Regions from separate parts of the Homo sapiens genome. Here region 1 is linked to region 2. Evidence: chromatin loops called from intact Hi-C (ENCODE). Cell type or tissue: PC-9. All regions are shown on one strand.

Region 1 (8,000 bases), 710 kb before region 2:
CACGAAGAAAAAAAAAAAGAGAAAAGCGTAAAAAAAAGAAGTGCCTCACATGGGTCCTTTGACTCCCATGTTTATATAAATGCTATTAGACCTCCACGAGGAGTACCAGATGAATTTAAAGCCCGAGATCAAATAGCTGCAGAATTTAAGTCAATATTTTGATGGGTGACAATTAATAAGAACATAGATTAGGTAAATTACATTTATTACAACCAACAGCGGTTTATTAACTACATTAGAGATGCTGTTAAAGGAATAGGTGAGCGATTAGGGGCTACTAGCCAGATGGCTTGGGAAAATAGAAGAGCCTTAGACACGGTATTAGCAGAAAGAGGAGTTTGCGTCATGATTAAAACTCAAGGTTGTACCTTCATCCCAAACACCACCGCCCCTGATGGACGTATAACAAAGGCATTGCAAGGTCTAACCGCTCTGTCTAGTGAGTTAGCCAAAAACCCAGGGGTAAATGATCCCTTTACAAGGTGGCTAGAAAAATGGTTTGGTAAATGGAAAGGAATCATAGCCTCGATTCTTACTTCTCTCGCAGCCGTAGTAGGTGTACTCATTCTTGTTGGGTGTTGTGTCATACCATGCATCTGTGGGCTGGTGTACAAACTCATACAGGCAGCACTTACTAAAACCTCCCTTAATTCTCCTCCACCTTATTCAGAGAAGCTTTTTCTTTTAGAGAATCAAACAGAACAGCTAAGCCAAGACATGTTAAGGAAGTTTGAAGAGAAAGAACTATAAAAATTCAAGAAGGGGGATTGTTAAATATAGTAGACCCCAAGTTTCTCTTCAAAGAATCAGTATGTCAGTATGTTCAGTTCTCTTATTCTTTGATTCTCCATTTTAAAGTTTAACTTCCTGGTTCTCTTCACCCCTTTGCTTCTAGTTTCAGTAAACAACTTTCTCGCGAGTCCTAATCAGTAGTTCACATCTGTTCCCCTGGTCACCTGCTCCATCCTGACTCATCCTGGTCACCTGCTGTGACCTAAGTCACCTTTAGTTACCTGTTCCTAACCGTCCTTCCTGCCACACTACTCACCCTGCCACTCTGGCTCATACCTTTGCTCTCTTTAAAATAGCCAGTTGGAATTAGCTTAGACTGTGCGGTCCAACCCTAGCCAATAGGGAAACAACACAGCAGTAGGGGCTACCTGCCTCAGGAATAAGAACTCCTTGCCCTTCCCTGTCCAGGTGTGCTGTTGCCATTACTCCATTCGCGAGTTACACTCTTCTATAGAAGTAAAAATTGCCTTGCTGAGAAAATTAAATTTATGTTTGAGTGCTGTTTCTTCGTGGCACTGGGGAACAAGCATTTCTAACAGCAGTGTAGAGGAAAGAACTTGGCTGGGACCTTACCCTCCTGCCTCACTGATGGAATGAGACATCTGCAGAGGAAGCTGATTTGGGGTAAAGACAATGAGTTGATTTGGGGCATGAAAGTGAAAGTAAGATTCCCAGATGGTGCTGCCTTTTGTCTTTTTTTAATTTTTATTTTTTGAGACGGAGTCTTGCTCTGTCACCGAGGCTGGAGAGCAGTGGCATGTTCTCGGTTCACTGCAATCTCCACCTACAGGGTTTAAGTGATTCTCCTGCCTCAGCCTCCCGAGTAGCTGAGACTACAGGTGAGCACCACTACACCCAGCTAATTTTTTGTATTTTTAGTAGAGGCTGGGTTTCACCGTGTTAGCCAGGATGGTCTCAATCTCCTGACCTCGTGATCTGCCAGCCTCGGCCTCCCAAAGTGCTGGGATTACAGGCATGAGCACCGCGCCCGGCCCTGCCTTTTCTCTTGTTGGAGACATGGAGCTCAAGTTAGGAAGTCAGGGATGGAGATGAAGATGGGATGGTCGATCATATAGATGTAATGCTTAAAGCTACAGACAGGGAAGAGATTTCCATAGGCATGGAAGTGTAAAGCTGGAAAAGCCAAGGGCAGTTGCTGTAACACTATTCCTTCAGCCGTTTTCACCAGAACTTTGGAAACTTGCATCTGGAATGAGTAGGTGAAGTGAATTAGATTTTCCAACTGTATGGTGCAGGCTGCATCAACATCTATGTGCAACCCACAGACTTCATGTCCAACATTCACATCTTATGACATTGTCTCATTGTTAAGCATCTTGAGGTAGGATAACTTTTTGAGCTACAAATGTGGAATTTCCTCTTGTATTTCCCCACTTTTCCTCCTCAGGCAGGCTTCGTTTTACTTTCCTCAGGAGCTGGCAGGCTGAAGGCAGAAATTGCCTGCAAAACACTTCTTTTCCTGGCTTTGTTTTCAAAAGCCTAAGTCCCCTGATGTGTCTGAGTGTACAGTGTACTGGAGGGAGAGGAGACAGGAAGCAGCTCTGACGGAAACCCTAGCAGGCAGTGGTGGATTTCCCCCAGGGTAAAAGATTGCTCCAAGCCAGGGGAGGGGTCCAGGGTCCTGCAATAGCTGGGACCTGTGCTCTGCCCTCTGACAACACCCCAGGGGAGTGGTCAGATCTCAGAGAGGAACAGTTACAGGGCTCCCAGCCTCACCAAATATCCATATGTCCCAAGGGTGGCGTGAAAGCTAGTGGGCTGTTAGAACTGAGGGAACCAGATAAATTGGGCCCTGGTGGCCTTGACAGTGACCAGTAATGATCTATAACTGCAGGGTCTTCCTAGGACCTTGAAGGATGGCCTGAAGTAGAAAATCCTGTTGGGTTTGGAGTAGAAATTAAGTTGGTTTAAATTTATTATTATTATTATTTGTTTTTCTTTTTTCCTTTTTTTTGAGGCAGAGTCTCGGTCTGTTGCCCAGGCTGGAGTGCAGTGGTGCGATCTCTGCTCACTGCAGCCTCTGCCGCCTGGGTTCAAGCAATTCTCCTGCATCAGCCTTCTGAGTAGCTGGGATTACAGGTGCGCGCCACCACGCCTGGCTAATTTTTGTGTTTTTAGTAGAGACGGGGTTTCACCATGTTGGCCAGGCTGGTCTCAAACTCCTGACCTTGTGATCCATCCGCCTCGGCCTCCCAAAGTGCTGGGATTACAGGCATGAGCCACCACTCCCGGCCTTATTATTTGTTTTGTTTAGAGAGGGGGTCTTGCTCTGTCCCAGGCTGGAGTGCAGTGGCATGATGATAGCTCACTGCAGCTTCAAACTCCTGGGCTCAAGCGATCCTTCTGCCTTAGCTTAGGACTACAGGTGTATGCCACCATGCCTGGCTATTATAATTTAATTTAATTTAATTTTTTTTTTTTTTTAGACATGGGGTCTTACTATGTTGCCCAGGTTGATCTTAGACTTCTGGCCTCAAGCAGTCCTCCCTCCTTGGCCTCCCACAGGCCTGGGATTACAGATGGGAGCTACCATTCCCAGCCTCGTAATGGAAATTTAAAAATTTTATAAGGAATAGCTATACTACATCAATAATACTGCCTGACCATCTTTGTACATATAACTTTTTTATATACAGGAATTTTTTTTTTAAAGATAGATTCACAGAAGTAGAACTACTGATTGAAAGGGTATAGACATTTTTAAGCATCTTGATACATGTGGCTTAAATGCCACATGTATGGCCTAAACTGATTGAGTCTTTTCAGGTTTGGATTTTAAAACTAGAACCCTCTCTTCAGTGGAGTGGGATGGGGGAAACACTGGAAACCTCATGGGAAGCAGTTGCAATATTTCATATGAAATGCGAGGAAGGGCCAGACTGAGATTATGGCCATGGGGAGAGAGAAAGGGATAAAATCCCCTATCATTCAGGAGGTGCTATCAATAACCCATCTCTGCATATGGGTGAAGAAGTGAAGGGGAGGCAACAATCAAGATCCCCTTACTAATTTCCAGTTGAAAATCGAGTAGATGAAAATCCTATCAACTAAGAGGCAATGTGGCTTGGTGGTAAATGCCTGTGTTTTGGATCTAACTGACCAAGTTCAAATTCCAACTGTCCCAACTAATTAGCTGCATGGCCTTGGGCAGGTTGTTAAAACTCTCTGAGCGCATATGCCTAGATTTCCTTATTTGTGAAATGAGGATAGTAGCGTTTATGCCTACCAAAGAACTGTAAGGATTAAATGTGAATTTTTTTTTTTTTTTGAGACAGAGTCTCGCTCTGTCGCCCAGGCTGCAGTGCAGTAGCATGATCTCGGCTCACTGCAGCCTCCACCTCCCGGATTCAAGCAATTCCCCTGCCTCAGCCTCCCAAATAGCTGGCACTACAGGAAAGCACTACCACGCCCAGATGATTTCTGAATTTTTAGTAGAGACGGGGTTTCACCATGTTGGCCATGCTGGTCTTGAACTCCTGGCCTCAAGCGATCCTCCCCCCTTGGCCTCCCACAGTGCCCGGCCATAAGTGTGAAAATGTCTTTAACCGCCTGGCCCATTGGGACTTTGAAGAAATTAATGAAAACAGATAATACTAATAGAAGAGGATGTACAGAGGGTTAAAGAATATATTTGGTTTGAGATCCATTTGTTTAAGATGCATGAAATCTCACGAAATGGACTTTATCTTGGTATGCTTTTATTTTTTTAATTTTAACTTTGAAATAATTTTTCCTTTATACTTCTTTCTGTACACTGCTGCTTTCATTTTTTTTTAAGAGACCTAAAGGTATGATAGGGACAAGGAAAGAGAGGGTGGTGATCCTGTTGCCCTTGTGGGTAAGGACTGCGGAGGCAGTGGTGCAGTTCTCAAGCATGACCACAAGGTGGAGTCCGTAGTAAGTGGAAATGGTTTACCCTGCGTGGGAGGAGACTGGGCAGGATCCTGGAGCAGATTCGGTGGCAGCCGCAGAGCCCTCGGTCCAGTTCTGCAGGCGAGTCCCATCTAGCCTCTTCTGCCTTTTGGTGACTGACTTTTCACGATGTAAAGTTAATCACAGTTACACATAACAGCCACCACACACTCCCAGGACCCCAAAGAAACCATGAAGAAAATAATCACAAGCATAACAGTTCACCTTTTGGTGGTTCTCCATTGCCAGTTGCATGAGCTCCCAACTCCTTGACTTTCAGTTCTGGGACTTCCAGTCTATGAGACCCCACTTACCTTTCTGGAATCTTCTCCTAATACTTTTCTACCTGGCCCATAGGCTCCAGTCAACTGCCTACTCACGGATCCCCAAAAATGCCCCTCATTTTCACCTTGCCTTTTGCTTGTTCTGTTCCCTGTTTCTGGAAAGTGATTTCTCCATTTCTGCTTATTGAAACCTCAGTAATACTCGAAGAACTCGTTACATCTGTGAGGGCTCTTTATGTTTCAAGTAACACCCGGACAATAAAGGGAATCTAATGGCTCCTATACTGAGAAATATCGAGGTATCTAGTTAGCTTCAGGTGACGTCTGTTCAGCAGCTTGGACAGCACCACAGGTGACTTGGTTTTACTCCATTTTTGTCTTCTGCCTTTTGCTGTGTCGGCTTGCGTTCAGAACCCCTAGTGGCTCTTTCAGTCCTCCCCTAGCAGGTAGGTGTGCTCCGTATCTTCCTTCTGCTTCTTAACGTCTCTATTCTTCTCCTCCCTGCTCAGTGCCCTTGGAGGATGACCTGGCTTAGATTTGCGGGCTTCCTTGCCTTCTGTCTTCCACTTGGGTTTGGCCAGTGAGGAGCACCAGCATGGGCTCCACGGATGGCTGGGCTATTAATTAAATCTCTGTCTTCCATGGTGCACAGCACAGGCTGCCTTCATCCCTCATCTATGAGGTGACAGTCTCCATATCTCTATCTCTGCATTCCAGCAACCACCCTCTGTAGGCCTAGGGTGGTAATGGCCCCAAGATATTTCATTATTCCTTAAGTTTTCCCTACACATGCTCACACTTTTGCAAACTGTCCATGTTTTTTTTTTTTTTTAAATAGAGATAGGGTCTCACTCTGTCACCCAGGCTGGAGATCATAGTTCACTGTGGCCTCGAACTCCTGGGTTCAAGAGATCCTCCCGCCTCAGCCTCCTAAGTAGCTGGGATTACAGGTGTGCACCGCCAACAGTCCACTTACTAACTGCTCCTCAAATTGTCCAGTTTGAGTGTGCCATCTGCTTCCTGCTGGGACCTTGACTGATATAGCAATCCCGAATCACACATCTTCATACTACACTGCTCAGTGGTAGAAAGGCGGGAGAAAGAGGTTCTCTTTTGGCCATTTTAACAGGAAAGAGAGTATGCTTCTTGCCCGGCAAACAACTTTTAAATTCTTTTTTATTTTATTTTATTTTTTTGAGACGGAGCCTCGCCCTGTCATCCAGGCTGGAGTGCAGTGGTGTGATCTCAGCTCTCTGCAACCTCCCCCTCCGGGTTCAAGCCATTTTCCGGCCTCAGTCTCCTGAGTAGCTGGGATTACAGGTGCACGCCACCACGCCCAGCTGATTTTTTCTATTATTAGTAGAGATGGGATTTCACCATGTTGGCCAGGCTGGTTTTGAACTCCTGACCTCAAGTGATCTGCCCGTCTCAGCCTCTCGAAGTGCTGGGATTACAGGCGTGAGCCACTGTGCCTGGCCCCAGCAAACATCTTGATTATTTTTGGCCTCAGTTGTAATCTGCCTAAACTAATAAGAGACTTTCTTGGTGCCAAGGGTGGGTCATTTCAAGCCAAACCCCATGACTGAAATAGGCAAAGGGTGGTTCCCCCAGAACAGAATCAAGATGCAGCAGTGCTAACTGGAAGAAGGAGAAAATTCAGCACCTTCTTCCCAAATGCCATCTCTTTCTTTGAAGCTTGTCCTTATTCCCCCAAGAGGATACAACATGATGGCCAACAAGATGGTGTAGTTCCCAAGATGGAGATTATAGTGTAGTTGGGGAAACAATTATTTAATTTAACTTTTTCTTTTTTAGGGTCTCACTCTGACACCCAAGCTGGAGTTCAGTGGCACCATCTCAGCTCACTTTAGCCTCGACCTCCCAGGCTCAAGTGATCCTCCCGCCTTAGCCTCCCGAGTAACTGGGACTACAGGTCTGCACCACCACACTTGGCTAATTTGTAATTTTTTTTATAGAGACAGGATCTCACTATGTTGCCCAGGCTGGTCTCAAACTCCTGGACACAAGTAATCCTCCTGCCTCAGCCTCCCAAAGTACTGGGATTACAGGCATGAGCCACTGCACCCACCATGGGGAGACACTTAAATACACAAAGAATAATGATCTATTACATTAAGTACTGGGAAGGAAACAAATGAGGTGCTGAGGGAAGAAAAACATGGATGACCTATTAAAGATCATGTGACCAGGGAAGGCTCCCCTGAGGAGGTGACATTTAAGCTGAGGCTGGAAAGATGAGAAAGAGACAACAAGTGATGGGAAAGGACAGGAATTCCAGGCATTCTTTTTATTTGTTTGTTTGTTTGTTTGAGACAGAATCTTGCTGTGTCGCCCAGGCTGGAGTGCAGTGGCACAATCTTGGCTCACTGCAACCTCCACCTCCAGGTTCAAGCAATTCTCCTACCTCGGCCTCCAGAGTGGCTGGGATTACAGGCACGCACCACTATGCCCAACTAATTTTTGTATTTTCGGTAGAGACGGGGGTTCCCCATGTTGGTCAGGCTGGTCTCGAACTCCTGACCTCAAGTGATCCACCCACCTTGGCCTCACAAAGTGCTGGAATTACAGGAATGGGCCACCATGCCCAGCTGAATTCCAGGCATTCTGAGGTGCACTGGCTAGAGAATGAATAGATACCAAATGTGGAGGCACTTAGGTGAGGCCACTGTGGCTGAAGTGAGGTGGGCAAAGGGTAGAGCCATCTGGGTGAGGCAGGAGAGGCAGGCGGGGCTTCCTGGACCAGTGTTTGGATTCCAGCTGGGTGCAGAGAAGAGACCCTGAAGGATATTCAGCAGGGGTGAAAATCTGATTTCTGTTTTAAGATCACCCTGGAAATAGAGGCACTCATTTGGAAGATGCTGTGTTGTCTAGGTGACAGATGGCAGAGACGTAGAGAGGGTGCCAGCTGTGGAGATGGAGAAAACCAAACAAATCGAGCTGTATTTTACAGGTAGAATCAGCATGATGATT
Region 2 (8,000 bases):
TAATAATTATTTTTAAAACTATACAGTGGGTAGGATTTACATACAATGAAATATTATTTAGCCTTAAAAGAGAAGGAAATTCTGACATGAGTGAACCTTGAGGATATCATGCTTAGCAATGTCAATCACAAAAGGACAAATATTTTATGATTCCACTTACAGGAGGCACCTGGAGTAGTGAAATAATAAAGACAGAAAGTAAAATGGTAGTTAGTTTTCAGGGGTTGGGGAGAAAAAGGAATGGAAAGTTAGTGGGTACAGAGCTTCAGTCGCGGAAAAAGTTCTGGAGATGGATGGTGGTGATAGTTGTACAACAATGTGAATGCACTTACTGCCACAGAACTGTATACTTAAAAATGGCTAAAATGGCCAATTTTATGTTATTTATATTTTATCACAATATTAAAAATATCTAGGCCAGGAAAAAAATAAAAACACACAGTCGTAAATAAGAGCACAGATTCATTTCGCTAAAAAGTTGTTCGGCCCGGCTTTGCGGGTGATGAGGCTGGAGGTGTCTGCATGGCCTGATGAGAAAGCACTTGTATTCTGGCCTAAGGAGTTTGCATTTTGCATGTCCTGAGGACAATAAGGAGTAACAGGATCCATTTTGTTAAAAAACAAAATTCTGGAAACAAGAAAAGAATGGACAGAAGAGGCTTGGGTGGGCAGGGAAAGAAGAGGGAGATCTAAACTCTGACTTTTTTTTTATCTTCCCCAAATTCCTACCTAAGGGGCCTCGGGAGTCACACCCTACAAACCATACAGTCTCATCAGAGGGTTTTTTGTTTGTTTGTTTTTGTTTTTTTGAGACAGAGTCTCGCTCTGTTGCCCAGGCTGGAGTGCAGTTCTGTGATCTTGGCTCACTGCAACCTCCACCTCCCAGGTTCCAGCGATTCTGTGCCTCAGCCTCCCAAGTAACTGGGATTACAGGTGTGTGCCACCACACCTGGCTAATTTTTGTATTTTTAGTAGAGACAGGGTTTCACCATGTTGGCCAGGCTGGTCTGGAACCCCTGACCTCAAGTGATCCACCCACCTCAGCCTCCCAAAGTGCTGAGATTACAGGCGTGAGCCACCGTGCACTGCGTAGAAGGATTTTTATTTAACCCCCCTATATAAGGTGGTCTGCTTTCCAACCTGGCTCTGGCATAACATCACATAACAAATAAGGAAGGAAATATAAATATTTAAACCCCAAATATATTTTCTTGCCATATCTTGAAATTGCCTGGCAAGGTTGTCTCTTGTGGGAAAAATCTATGGAGAATCTATAGAGATTCTATGGAGATTTCCCTTCCCCTCCCCTCCTTTTTCCTCTTTCTTTCCAGACCCAGGAGATACTCAACTAAGAGCCAGGTAACCTTTTAAGTGGGATAAGAAACATTTTACAACCTGCTCTCTCTGAAGTCTGCTGAAAGCTTCTTCAGAACAATAAAACTTGGTCACCACCATCCTTTATCTTAACCTAAACATTTCCTTTCTATTGGTCCCAGGTCTTTAGATAAACTCAACCAATTGTCAACCAGAAAACTTTAAAATCTACCTATAAGCTGGAAGCCCCCACCTCTCCCCCACCTACAAGTTGTCCCACCTTTCTGGAGCAAACCAATGTATTTCTTAACTGTATTTGATTGAAGTCTCACGTCTCCCTAAAATGTATAAAACCAAGCTGTGCCCTGACCACCTTGGGCACATGTTCTCAGGCCCTCCTGAGGGCTGTGTCATGGGCCATGGTCACTCATATTTGGCTCAGAATAAATCTTTGCAAATATTTTACAGAGTTTGGCTCTTTCTGTCAACAAGGAGTATTAGAGGGTACCTCTTGGAAGAGAACCTGGGTGCTGGGGGACAGGGGTGGGAAGGAGACCTATTTTTTACTATAAATCCTTTTGTTGGATTTCTACATGTATGTTCATTTCCTATAAAACGATAATTGTGTTTATTTTTAAAAGAAAAGCTCTTCAAGCAAATATGAGGGAAGAGAAGTACTTTCCCAAAGTGTGGTGGAAGGGAAGGGGGAGAGTTTGTGATGGGGTGGGGGTGATGGGCCTGAACTTCATCCAAGCCTCTGAGGACCCGAGGAGCAGAAACTTGTGGGGATGTGAGCTAGAAGGTGAAGCCCACCGGTTCCTAGGTGACCTCTCTCTGACTTCATGGGCCATGGAACAGGCTGTCTCCGTGGTAATCTCAACAATGCTCAAGGCAGTCAGTGCCTGGCAACTTTGGACTTAAGAGTATCCGGTAGGTGCAAAACATCAGCCAGGCACTTGGTGCCCAAAGCCTTTGATTACACCCCAGCTGGACATCTAGAGCCTGGACGTCAGCTTGGGGAAAACCACTTCTTATGCAGAAAGTAAAGCCCAGCAAAGGCCACCAGGTATTCCTAACAGGAATACACCTAACAGGGCCTTTCCTCCCCCTCTTCCCAGCCCCACCAACTCCTTCCCCACTCTTTGCCCTACAGGGAACCTCTGCACGGCCAAGCTAGGATATTGGGTTTCTGGACTCTTGCTAGAACTTCTCTGAGTCATTCATTTTCTTTTTATTTATATATACTGTGTTGCCTCAACTATATTGCACCATTTAGTCTCAGGTCTCTGGGAAAGAGAGGATCTCACAACAGAAACATTTTTCCAGAAAAACCCTGAGAGGGGGCTGGCCTCTTTGAGGGCTTAAATGTCTCTGCGACGTCACAGAGGCATGCCAATTTCTGTCTTAGTCCATTCGGACTGCTCTAACAAAAATAGCACAGACTGGGTGGCTTAAACAGCAGGCACTCTTTTCTCACAGTTCTAGAGGCTGGAAGTCCAAGATCAAAGTGCCAGCAACAGGCCTTGGGAGGGCCTGCCTCCTGGTTCATAGATGGCCATCGTCTCCCTATGTCTTCACACGGTGGAAGGGGCAAGGAAGGCTTCCCCACACACCTGCCCTTTACTCTGCGGAGCCCAGCTTCCTACTGCAGTAAACTCTCACATGGCCAAGAAGGTAAAGGTCTGCTCAGGGCATTCACCTCCTTTCAGTGGTTCTCCACATTCAGCCCAGATAGACTCAGCCAACAGGAAACCCATTAACCAAAAGCTTGTGTTCTGTTTGGCCTCTTACACATCAAAGGGAACATAACAGTGAAAATTATAATAAGCAACAATGATCATCATCATTTCCAAGAGACAACATCAGTGCCAGCAGTTCCAATGAGACCCTGGGGTGTCAGTCACTGTATCTGCAAACAGAAAATGCAACTCACCTGCCTCTCCAGGCATCAAGAGTGCTCATAACGCTTAGAAAACTGTAAATAGCTTATAACTGCCAGTTGCTGCTATTGTTCATAAGTGCTTTGGGGTCACAGCTCTCGAAATAATGAGAAGGTGTGCTCTCGGCAATGAAATTAAACAGGCATTTCAGGGCAACCTCAGCTCAGATCCCTGGAGAAAAAAAGAACCTACAGCTTACCTCCAGAGGGGCACTGAGGATCATGTTTCACCCTGAGAGGGGGCTGGCCATGGAAGGAAATGACCTGAGGTCGGGGTGGGCCTCCATTCTGCGGGAGAGGGCAGGGAAGATGCTTGGCTGCTCTCACAAAGGAGCTTCTAGGATCTGCCTCTTTTTTTTCCTCACCTCCTCCTAAGGGAAAAAGTTGTTTTCCTTCCTGCGCCTCAGGGCAGAGCAGAAGTTGAAATGGACTACTTGTTCCTAATATTATTTACAGTTCAGCAAAGGACTTGGGGTCTCCAGCCTCAGGTCTAGAAACTCCTTCCACAGCCACACCCTGAAAAGGACTAGGTTAGCAGCAAAGCTGGGGCTCCTGAGATAGTATGCGATCTTCTGGTGGCGCTTTAAGCTTGTGGTATAAACTGAGGTGGTCTCAGGTCTCTGGGAAAGAGAGGATCTCACAACAGAAACATTTTTCCAGAAAAGGGCGCAGCTTTAGAGTTGCCTTAATAACATGGGATCTAGCGCCACCTAGTGCCTGCTGCGGAGCTTGACATGGGTCTTGCTCTGATAAGGTGGTTTTGGTTTTTTTGGAAATTGGCTTTAACCAAGAGAGAGACCGAAATGGAGAAACACGTTTTCTGCACACAGGGCTGTCCTCATGCCCACGATGAGGGACTGAGAGTTTGGTGGAAGAAGCTGAAAAGCTACAATCTTAATGTGTCACGGACGGGGGTGTTGGGTGAGGGGATGGGGGAGTCTTTCTCTTGGAAGGAAGCTGGGGTGACTCACAAGTAATATTTAGAGTCTTAGTCCCAGAAGATTGGCTTGGATTTGTCTGCATGAATATTTTTGCTCACACTAGAAAAAAAATACTGGTGCTATTTTATGACTTCTATGCTTTTCAAACTAGTTTCTCAGAGCTCTCCCAGAGCCAGCATAGGGGCTGCTTACAAAAAGCCCTTGGAAGCTGCTTCACTGTGGAATCCACTCCCGCTCCTTGCTACTGCCTACAGGACAAGCAGCCCTCCTTTTTTGTCCTGCCACTGTCTGGCTGCCCTCTAACCCTCTACTAATTAAAGCCACCATTTGCTATTTGTTTAACGTGATTCATTTCAACCTCAGAACAGCCAAGGCAGTGGATATTGGTAATCTCAACTGATCTTTAGGGAGGTTACAGGACTTACTCAAGATCTTTCAGCTCATAAGCAGAAGTGGGATTTGAACCCAGAGTTATTGAGCTCCAAAAAATTTGTTCATTTCACTACAGTACTCCATCTGCACTGCTAGGGGTAGTGGCTATTGCAGAGGATGCTACAATGTCCAGGAGGTTCCAGGAGGTTCTTGAGGAGACAAAGAACCTCTGAACTAGAGGACTTCTAGCTTGGAGGACACTTCCTGCTCTGGGCCTGTCCCTGTGACTCCAAGGCCTGGCTCGATGCTTGGTGTAAACACCTCCCTCCTCACAGCATCTGCCCTCCCTCAACACAGACATTTCCTCAGCCTACACTTCTCCACCCTTGGAAACCACCCCAGAGGAATAATGAGAGCAAAGAGCAGGGCAGGGAGTTGGCAACTCTGTAGAATGCCAGGAGAATCGTGGATTTGTCTGACTTCTGGGCTTTGGCCTCATCTGGTGGAAAACTGTGAAAATTCCCTACTGGCTCCTCCCTTTCCTTCCCTCCAGGCCCCTCCACCATTCTCCACCAAATAGACACACCTCCAGAAGAAGGTTAAGTAAGGCTACTCTCTGGATGCCTCTGAAACAAAGTGGTTTGCTTAAATGTACAGATTCAGAAATAAAGTTTAAATGGGGCAGCAGGCTGCAGTGGGACCCACACCCTGACCTCCATAAATGGATAAATGTTCAGGCTGCTGGAAGACCATGGAGGTGGTTTGGGGGTATCCGAGGAGCACAGAATTAAGAGACTGGGACTTCAGTCCCCATTCTGTCACTCCTCAGCTCAGTAATTTTGGGCAAAGTCACTTAACTACTGTGAGCATCAGTTTCTTCACTCAGAGAATGAGGACAATGATTCTCTTACCTGTAAGCTAACAGATGAACAAGCGCTCGGTAAAGCCCTGTAAGGGTGTGAGGTACCATACAATGAAGGAACTATGGGCATGCAGGATTTAGCTGAGAGTGCCTTTACTCACTTCGTCCTTTCCCTACCTCTCCCTCTTCCCCAAAAGGAGTCTGTCTCCTATAAAAGGGGTCTTAATACAGACTCACACACACGCACACAGGGTCTTCAGTTCTTGTGGGCTTTTCATTTTTTTTTTCAGAGTTAAATCATCTTGGAAAACAGCTTTTCCAATAAAGACCCAGTGGCCAGGACTGCTGGATGCACTTTCTTTAAAGGTGGCGGGAAACGCAGAAGCAGGAAGGTCCAGGACGGCATCCATCCTGTGCAAGGAGAAGGTCCTAAAAGGCTATTTCCTCTGCTACCAACTAAGAAAGATGGACGTTTGTAGCTGGGCACGGAGGCTAATCATCCGTAATAGTCTGGCAGTGCTAATGCATTCAGGGGAGAGCAATTAATGCCTGTTGGGGAACATCAGGACAGAGCTTAGAGTCTTGCAGCCTCTGGCAAAACCAGTTTGAAAACCTCAGGCTCCATTTCTAGTTTAGGGTGTCTCCACCTGGCTTGGCAAACTCTGTGCCTCTGCAAGAGGGAAGAAATAGCTTCCTAAGTGAGGCTTGGGAGGAACAAAGGCCTCATTAGGATCAATCACTTATTCCAAGTACACATTCCCAAGAATCTCTATTGATGATCTCAGATACAAATGAAGTAGTAATTAAGGATGTAATGCAAATGATCTTCAGCTTAGTAACTCTCTGTAATTGAAATTTACTAAATTAAGTCTGAGATTTTTGAAACTAGGCCTTTAAAAAAAAATTCCCCGGTTATAATTACCCCTTCTCCTCCCTCCTACCCACCCTTCAGTAATGTAATTAGTTTAAAATAAGATCCGTGGTAGGGCTGATGATGCGCTGCCTACTGAAATGCTGGCCTCCTATCAGCAATCCCCAGGGAGTGAAGAGAACAGGGGCTCGCATCAGTCAGAAAGGCCACTGTCGTGTTACCAAATATAGGACAAGGAAACCGGACACAGAGCTTGTGATACCGACTGTGCTGGGCGGGAGAGATTTCTCAGCTCTCCCTTCTGTTTCTTTCCCCTCTGCCCACAGACCTGGGATAAGCTATGGACCATTCAGAGAAAGAAGGGAATAGACTGGAGTAGGAGAGGAATTGGAATGTTTAGGGGGTGCTGAGAAGGCCCCTGACAGGAGAGACAGAGGGCTTGGGCAGATCAGAAACCTGGCTGTTTTCTCAGAGGCCAGAGTGCTAAATCTCCATCAGTAATAGCCCTGCGACTCGTCCAAATCCTGTCCTCTGCCACCTGATAGGACCACCCCTGGCCTTAGCTCATTTCTCCTGATATGCCCCAGCAGAGGGCAATGCCCGCTAAGCTCAGCCTGCCCAGAACCCAAGAGGAGCCGTGTGGGCAGAGAAGGGGCCCCAGCAGGCGCTCCAGCCTCCCCGTTCTTTTCCCCAGTTTGGTTTTTGTCCCAAAGTGGGACAAAGAAAGAGGATTGAACATTGTCCTGGGTATGTTTGATCTTCTAGAAGAGCATATTGGCCTATTTCATTTAATTCAGATGAAAAGACCAGCTTGTCTTTGAGATCACACTCTAATTTCATCAGAGCTGTCATGTGAGAACAGAAGAGAAGCTACCCACAGCCTTCCTCCTTCCCTTCCCCACTCCTCCCCTCGCTCACCCCCACCCTCCCAGCCCACGGCTTCCTGAAACTGTTAGATCAACACAGAAACACCTGAAGCCCATTGACCCTCACAAGGCAAAAGCCAAAGGCTGCCAGGGCCATCTTAAGATGCCGCACGAGAACAGCAGCTCCCTGGCAGGCAGCACAGACCTGAAAGAAAATGCGTTCTCCCACTGGCCCCCAGCCTTTGAAAACTGCGTGTGCGCACGCGCCTGCTTTCTGTCATCCATTCACATCACCACTGTTAGAAACTTCCATAAATGCTCAACTGAAGCGCTTCTGTCAGAGACAAGCAGCAGAGTTGTTTCTGGAGAGCACAGCAGGTGTATGTTCCATTCGCAAATCAGATGGAAAACACAGACAATAGCAATCTTGTCTCTGAATAAGCCCTTGCTTAAAAGTTGCCCTTAGCTAATGTGGGCACGTTGACTGTTGGATCTTGGTGCCCAGTGTAGGGCCTGGCACGTGGTAGGTGCTTGATAAATATTAGCTGAGTGAATAAATGAATGACTCACTCTTCTTCAAAAACTTTCAGGAGCTTCTCAGTGGTATGGAAAAATGACATGATTCTAAAATCTGGTATTGGGGATCCTGCAATCAGATGCCTGCCTGCCTTGCCCGCCTGGTCCCATGTTGCCAGGCTGGAGTGCACTGGGCCGATCTCGGCTCACTGCAACCTCTGCCTCCCGGGTTCAAGCGATTCCCCTGCCTCAGCCTCCTGAGTAGCTGGGACTACAGGCACATGCCACCACACTTGGCTAATTTTTTGTATTTTAGTAG

Evidence for each region. Hi-C counts contacts between places; a loop is a spot of excess contacts. Peaks named below come from ENCODE experiments on the same cell type or tissue, not always from the same donor. Only the 100,000 strongest peaks of a DNase experiment are listed, where the experiment ranks them.
Region 1: a loop joins it to region 2, with 6 times the contacts of the local background. A loop is called at or near these places in 9 of 110 quality-filtered maps.

What each region holds. Positions count from the first base shown.
Region 1 is chr2:65,037,545-65,045,544 of GRCh38, reverse strand. The region is part of intron 2 of LINC02576 (long intergenic non-protein coding RNA 2576); the gene reads right to left. Among named protein-coding and RNA genes, the nearest start is that of LINC02576, 11 kb to the right of the region's middle. RefSeq lists an enhancer at 4,844-4,933. In PC-9, CTCF peaks have their summits at 4,471 and 4,678 (motif pointing right); DNase peaks (open chromatin) are centred at 951 and 4,714.
Region 2 is chr2:64,327,013-64,335,012 of GRCh38, reverse strand. LOC105374769 (a long non-coding RNA gene) reads left to right here and starts at 2,234. Exons shown (of 3, transcript NR_187908.1): 1 at 2,234-2,380; 2 at 2,794-2,988; 3 at 4,346-4,532. RefSeq lists an enhancer at 6,975-7,134. In PC-9, CTCF peaks have their summits at 3,779, 3,984 (motif pointing left) and 6,861 (motif pointing right); DNase peaks (open chromatin) are centred at 3,952, 4,932 and 7,692; H3K4me3 peaks cover 668 bases; H3K27ac peaks cover 336 bases.